Linked DNA regions of Homo sapiens: region 1 is linked to region 2. A link is an interaction called in ENCODE POLR2A ChIA-PET data of the cell type or tissue named here. Cell type or tissue: Panc1. All regions are shown on one strand.

The links. Peaks named below come from ENCODE experiments on the same cell type or tissue, not always from the same donor. Only the 100,000 strongest peaks of a DNase experiment are listed, where the experiment ranks them.
Region 1: POLR2A ChIA-PET joins it to region 2 with 5 read pairs; 2 of 35 experiments call an interaction of 5 or more read pairs at or near these places.

The regions. Positions count from the first base shown.
Region 1 is chr2:175,160,815-175,164,814 of GRCh38, forward strand. The region is part of intron 1 of ATF2 (activating transcription factor 2); the gene reads right to left. Among named protein-coding and RNA genes, the nearest start is that of MIR933, 4.9 kb to the right of the region's middle. In Panc1, no CTCF peak of the experiment used is centred here; no DNase peak of the experiment used is centred here.
Region 2 is chr2:175,060,765-175,064,764 of GRCh38, forward strand. No RefSeq gene overlaps it. Among named protein-coding and RNA genes, the nearest start is that of CHN1, 57 kb to the left of the region's middle. In Panc1, no CTCF peak of the experiment used is centred here; DNase peaks (open chromatin) are centred at 2,427 and 3,167; H3K27ac peaks cover 390 bases.

The DNA.
Region 1 (4,000 bases), 100 kb after region 2:
AGGATCGCTTGAGCCTGGGAGTTTGAGACCAGCCTGGGCAACGGCAAGACCCCATCTCTACAAAAATTTAAAAACTAGCTGAGTGTGGTGGCATGTGAGTGTGGTCCCAGCTATTTGGGAGGCTTAGGTGGGAAGATCTCTCGAGCCCCAGAGGTGGAAGCCGCAGTGAGACTTAGTCGCATCACTGCACTCCAACCTGCATGACAGAGTAAGACTTTGTCTCAAAAATACAAAGATAATTGGATTTTATGAAAATCACAGTATCATAATTTTATCATCTTAAAATAAGGATATGCTATACTGAAGGAATTTGATACAGAAAATGTCTGAGAAGGGGTACATATGGAACAAAAAAATATGAGACATTCTCTCAAATGAATTTACGAAAATTCTAAGGTGGCATGTTCCTCCACAAATTATAAATTCTTAGGGAAAAATAACTTTGTTGCCAAAGCTACCAAGTAGATGGTTGCTGTACTGCTTTCAAGCTACAGCACAAGCATGCCTGGAGGGCTAGGCTAGATTATTTCTGAATGAACTTCAATAATAATTCCCACAACACAAACTGAGTACTCATTAAGTTCTTGACACTGTATTAAGTATTGTATATATATCACATGAATGCTCACAGCAAGACTATGAGTTAAATTATTCTCCTTAAAGAGAAGGAAACTGAGGCAGAGAGGTTATATAATTTACTCAAGATAACACAGTAAGTGGTAGACCCCTGATAATCTGGCTTCTAATAACTATCCTAAAATATTGATTACACACTTAACTATGTGCCAGGGACAAAACTCAGTCAATTTGGCTATCATATACTCATATACACTTTCTTTATTCCAAGTGTTTCCTACATGGAAATGAATTTGTCATTATAAATCTTAATAAATCATAATGACACATTCATAAGACAGAACTATGAAATGTATAGTTCAGAAAGTAACTCTTTTTTTTTTTTTTTGAGACACCGTCTCGCTCTGTTGCCCAGGATAGAGTGCACTGGCGTGATCTTGGCTCACTGCAACCTCTGCCTCCCAGGTTCGAGCAATTCTCCTGCCTCAGTCTCCCGAGTAGCTGAGATTACAGGCACCCGCCATCATGCCCAGCTAATTTTTGTATTTTTAGTAGAGATGGTGTTTTCTCACATTGGCCAGGCTGGTCTCGAACTCCTGACCTCAGGTGATCCACCTGCCTAGGCCTCCCAAAATGGTGGGATTACAGGCATGAGCCACCATGCCCAGCCCAGAAATTAACTCTTAAACTAGCATTAAAATACTCAGTGTACAAACCACATAAAACTGCATGAAATCTAAGAATTATTGTTACCAGTCTGTCAAAAGTTTTGGTAAACTTTAAAAGAAACAAAGACAGTAAAATGTCAGAAAATATGAAATACACAATATTTGTCACATCACATAGATCACTGGTAGATAAATAACTATAGTATGATATGGCCAACTAAATAATTTTAAAACTGCTAAATAATACAACTTATTCCCAGAAATAATTCCCAATTAGGTAATCACGCTTCATTAATCATAACTCCCAAGTTCACAAAAGTATGGCAAAGCTAACGCATTCATGCTCTGCTGACAGTGTAAACTCGCTCAAGTCTTTGGGGAGGCAAAAATCTGGCAACTGTAGAAACATTTATATCCTTTGACTAGTAATTCATTTGAGATTAGTATCCTATAGAAACAATTCATAAAAGAAAAAATGCACAGAGATGTTCAATTCAATGTCAAAATAGGCATAAACTGAAAACTATTATTTTCCTGTCAGGCATTTAGAACAAATTTAATACTTATTTTTCAACTATCAAGTAACAATCAAATATCATAAAGGTTATACAACATGGAAAAATACAATGCTATAAAAGTAAAATAAAACTTATTTGATATAATTCTGTAAAAACTGCAATATATATGCACAAACTAGAAGAAAACAAAAATAATGAACACAATTATTTGTTAGTATGGCAAAACAAGTTGATATATAAAAAAATTGTTCCGACACGTTTAATAAATAAAAGCAGGCTGGGTGCAGTGGCTCATGCCTGTAATCCCAGCACTTTGGGAGGCCGAGGTGGGCGGATCACAAGGTCAGAAGATCGAGACCATCCTAGCTAACACGGTGAAACCCCGTCTCTACTAAAAATATTAAAAAATTTGCCGGGCGTGGTGGTGGGTGCCTGTAGTCCCAGCTACTTGGGAGGCTGAGGCAGGAGAATGGCATGAACCTGGGAGGCGGAGCTTGCAGTGAGCCAAGATCGTGCCACTGCACTCCAGCCTGGGCAACAGAGCGAGACTCTGTCTCAAAAAATAAATAAATAAATAAATAAATAAATAAATAAATAAATAAATAAATGCAAGCAAACATACTAGCCCGAACAGTAAAATTAGAAAAACCAAAGCTATAACATTGGAGCAAAGCTAAAAAAATTAGAATGACAAAGGTTTCGGTTCTGCTAGCAAACTAAAGAATATTTAGGGAATATATTTATAAACTTATGGTCAATATTATAGATAAAAATACTATATATTACAAAAATAACCAAAGTCCATATGGTATTTTGCCAATTACAATTATTTCTCCCTGTCTTTCCCTACCAGTCTTGTTGAGAATCTCTGTGGTAATAAGCCACTACTACTGTTGGAAGTATTTTGTATTCCTTGGGTAGAAAGGCAAAAAAGTGGCTGAGAACCACTATCTTTGTTAAGATACAGAATGCAAATATGGGTGAATAGGCAAAGCCCCCAAAACATTGTTTACATCTCTTCTTTACTGTCAATGTCAAAATGCCAAGGAAAAAAAATCAATAAACATACTTAAAAAATGAAAAATGATGCTGGGTGGTGGCTCATGCCTGTAATTCCAACACTTTGGGAGGCCGAGGCAGGTTCGAGACCAGCCTGGCCAACATGGTGAAACCCCGTTTCTATTAAAAATACAAAAATTAGCCAGGTGTGGTGGCGGGCACCTGTAATCCCAGCTACTCAGGAGGCTGAGGCAGGAGAATCACTTGAACCTGGGAGGCAGAGGTTACAATGAGCTGAGAGCGGCACTGCACTCCAGCCTGGGTGACATAGCAACTCCGTCTCAAAAAAAAAAAAAAGAAAAGTGAAAATGAATACACTAGTTTCAAGGTTGCCAACAAGAATAAATTGAAAAGATATATATAATGAATACATATTTATTTATAATTATATAATATGTAACATTAAATACACCTGTAACACAATGTGTAAAAATAGGCCCGGGTGCAGTGGCTCATGCCTGTAATGCCTTAAAAGTGAAAATGAATACACCAGTTTCAAGGTTGTCAAAAAGTCTCAACAAATTGAAAAGACACATATAATGAATACATATTTATTTATATTTATATAATATGTAACATTAAATATATTTATATTATAAAATAATGTGTAAAAATAGGCCTAGTGTAGTGGCTCACGCCTGTAATCCCAACACTTTGAGAGGCCAAGGCGAGTGGATCACTCGAGGCCAGGAAGTCGAGATCAGCCTGGCCAACATGGTGAAACCCCATCTCTACTAAAAATACAAAAATCAGCAGGGAATGGTGGTGCACCCCTGTAATCCTAGTTATTCGGGAGGCTCAGACAGGAGAACCGCTTGAATCCGGGAGGTGGAGATTGCAGTGAGCCAAGACTGCACCACTGCACTCCAGCGTGGAAGCCAGAGGGAGACTCTGTCTCAAAAATAAAATAAGATAAAATACAATTACTGATGGCCTTAAAGATCCACAAATTTCCTTGATTTTCTATGAAACTATCTTATACCTTACTATATAACCTTTTAACCTTGAGAAACATAACAAAGGAAATAAAATGTTCTCTGGGGTTTTCCTTCAAATAGAAATAGGTGAATACTATCCTACTACTTCAACATTAAAACTTACATAAAGAGAACATGCAGCATTTTAGACAAGTTCTTAGCCTTGAGGAACAGGTGTGAGTATGAGATAAACACAGAAATA
Region 2 (4,000 bases):
AATTTAGGGACATAATAATACTTTAACCCAAACATTTCATCATGAATATCCTAAGAATAAGGAGATTCTCTTATACAACCCAATACATGGTATGTTGACTTCCACTTTGGGAAAATATGGAGTAAGAGGAACATGATTGATACTCCCACCTTAAACAACTAGCAAATTGGACAAAACATATAAAATAATGTCTTTTAGATGTTGGACAACAGGCACTGCTGGGCTGTGGCTCCTGACAGAAGGGAAACATAAAGCGAGCCTCAAGGTCAGTGTTTCCAGGGTGCAGCAACTGGGCCGGGAAACACAGAGCCATGTTTCCTGAGCTAGGGAAACACAGCAGAGCATGGGGAAGTAAAGTAGATAGAATAATGGCCCTCAAAGATGTTCATATACGAATCCCCCAAATCTGTAAATATGATATTATCTGGCAACGTGAAAAATAAGGTTGAAAGTAGAATGAAGTCTGCTTATCAGCTGTCCTAAATTTGCTACTGGACAGGGAAGAGTATCCTGGATTATCCATGTGAGCCAATGTAGCCACCACTGTCTTTATACATGGAAGAGAGAGGCAGAGGGGCAGGGAGATTTGAAGATGCTACACTGCTGGCTTTGAAGAAGGAGAAATGGGACCATGAGCAAAGGGAGTGGGCAGCCTCTAGAAACTGGAGAAACCAAGGAAATGGATTCTTCCCCAGAGCCTCCAGAAGGAACACAGACTTGCTGCCACCTTGCTTTTAGTCCAGTGAGGCCCATTTTGGATCTGACCCCCAGGGCTGTAAGATAATAAATTTGTGTTGTTTTAATCCACTAAATTGTGGTGATTTGCTACAGCAGAAATAGAAAACTAAAACAGAAAGTGATGTATATTAGCACTAGAGATGAGGGATCTCCAGAGATCTGCAGGAGAGACTCCTTGACTCTTTGGCTGAGTACTGATTTGTGAATGTAAGTCAATTAGAAAGTAAATTAGAGACACTATAGCACTCTACCCAAGGCTGGAGAAAGAAGTACACAGAACAATTTTCTGAGATCTCATTTAAGGAAGAAATACTTCCTGAATCTCATTTAAGGAAGAAATAATGCAAAATCTTCATAAACTTTCTCAAAAACCAAAGAGGAGGAAACACTTCCTGACTGATTTTATGAAGCCAGAATTACCCTGATACCCCTACCTTATAAGAAAACTACATAGCAATAACCCTCATGAGCTGATGTATGCAAAAATCCTTAGTCAAATTTTAACAACTAGAATTTTCACACACTGCTGGTGGGCATGTAAAATGGTACACACACTTTGGAAAACAGTTTGGCAGTTTCTTATGAATATACACTTGCCATAGGATCTAAGATTCCCAATCCTAGGTATTTACCCAAAAGACAGAAAAACATGGTCATGCAATAACTTTTACTCAAATGCTCATAGCAGCTTTATTCATTGCCATCAAAAACCTAGTTACCATCTAAATACTCATCAAGGGTGAATGGATATACATATTGTGATATAACCATACAGTGGAATACCACTGAACAATAAAAATAACCAAACTGTCATAGTCTGGTTTGGGTGTTAATGTTTCAGTCTGATTTAGGTGTTAAGCTCATAAAATGAGTTGGTGAGATTTTTTTCTGCCCATCCTCTGTAAAGTTATATATTATTTTTAAGTGATTTTGTAATAACTTCCCTATAAAGCCTCTAGAAGTAGATGCTTGTCTCTCTCATTTTGTTTTTTGATATTTAATCACCAATTACATTTCTTGATTGTTTACAGATCTATTTGGTTTTCTAACTTTTACAGAGTCATCTTGGATAAATGACATTTTCTAAGAAATTATCTTTTTATCAAATATTAAATTATTCCTATAGAGTTGTCTTTTAAGTCTGTGCTGAATTAATCCCCTTTTTATACCTAACTTTTTTTTAACCTGTTTTGGTTATAATTTTATATTTTAATTTTTTGTAGAGAAAGGGTGTTAGGTTCAAGTCCAGGTTCCAGCCCATGCTGAGGTCCAAAGGGAGTGGGTGGATGAATGGGAGATAGCTGAGAGAACACTCAGCAGCAGGAAGTGGGGGGAGCCACAGGTAGGTGAAATACAGCTTTATTCAGCAGCTCTCTTACACTGTCTGTCTCTGTTGCTTGCTCTAACTCTGCAGTTCTTGTCGCTCCCACACACAGCTGCACTCTCCTGCTCGCTCTGCCTTCAGGGTCACCAGCTTAACTCTTTCCCTCTGGGTGTAAGCAAGCCGAGCTGTGTCCTGGCTCCCTCTTGCCAGTCTGCAAGACAGACATCTCTGGCTTTCTCTCTCTTTCTCTGGGCACGAGCGCCTGAACAGTGTCAGCAGGGCAATTATACCTTTTACAGACAATAGTAGCGTAAAGCCCAGTGATGACCTTCCCGTGTTATGTACATAGCTGTGTTTACATTATACATGGAATTGTGCGCCTGCGTTCCAATCCTGCTAAGTCATACAGGATGTTTACCTCAGCCTATCCTTGACCTAAGCACATCCATTACCTTACATAGGGTCTCACTCTGTCACCCAGACTGGAGTGCAGTGGTATGATCATAGCTTGCCGTAGCCTTGAACTCCCAGGGTCAAGCAATCCTCCTATCTCAGCCTCCTGAGTTGCTGGCACAATAGGCATGTGCCACTATGCCCAGCTATTTTTTTTATTTTTTATAGAGAGAGGTTCTATGTTGCCCAGGCTAGTCTTGAACTCCTAGGCTCAAGTCATCCTTCCACCTTAGCCTACCATAGTGCTGGGATTACATATGTGAGTCATCACACCTGGCAAGAGGAAAATCTTAAAAAAGAGGCTAAAACTTTTAAATTGTAAGTGATTTTAAATTATACATGCCTATGCACTTATAACAGGCATACCAATATATTTTGTGCAAGTGTTTAAATTATTGATCAAACTCATTTTCAAAAATAGCTACTTTTGGGGCACGTATAAAAGCTTCTACAGATAGTAATAAAAATAACAATGGTAGCATACATTCTTTTTAAAATGTTATCTGATGTTTCTTTGTCACAGATATACTCCAGTCCATAAAGAATTGAAGTTTTATTTGAATTGGACTTAAATGCCATAAAAAAGATCTGAAGAGTCTTGTTTGCAGTATGTTAATGTAGGCGGCTGACGTGGTTGTTTATGATTCAGCATATTACCTCATGGTGTTGAAAGTGCTCTCAGAAACCACCACCTGAGCTGAATAATTTAAGATGTAATGTAGAAGGTATTTCCCTAATAATTTAGCCATGGGAGGAAGTCAATGTTTATCTGTTGAATTATTTTTTAAATGTCCTAATTAATTACAATAGAATAGTTATATTATCTAACTCACTTTATTCAAATTGATGTTATTTAATTAGACACTATGAAAATGAATTTTAATAAGCATACCTCCTAAAAATGGACCTAGGAACTAGCCACATGTTTAAATTACATAGAGATAAAAAACTAGTAGAAAAAAATCATTCAGTAAAATAGGTAATACAGTATTAACGATAATGCAAAGTTGGTTTAAGATAATGGCATTGGCCGGGAGTGGTGGTTCAAGCCTGTAATCCCAGCATTTTATCACTTGAGGTCAGGAGTTCGAGACCAGCCTGGCCAACATAGTGAAACCCCATCTCTACTAAAAATACAAAAATTAGCCAGGTATGGTGGTGCACGCCTGTAATCCCAGCTACTCAGGAGGCTAAGGCAGGAGTATTGCTTGAACCCGGGAGGTGGAGGTTGCAGTGAGCTGAGATCATGTCCAGCCTGGGTAAAGGAGTGAGACTCTGTCACAAAAGAAAAAAGATAATGGCATTCACAAATTTTCTCATTTCCTCATAAACATCATATAATGTATTTGCTTCATGAGAAACTCCTAATAGACAATGCTACCATCTTAAATTCTGCTAAATAAATAACATTAAAAATTTGGGGAGTAGGGGCAGGGCAAGATGGCAGACTAGAAATCTCCACTGATTATCCCCACAGCAAGGGCA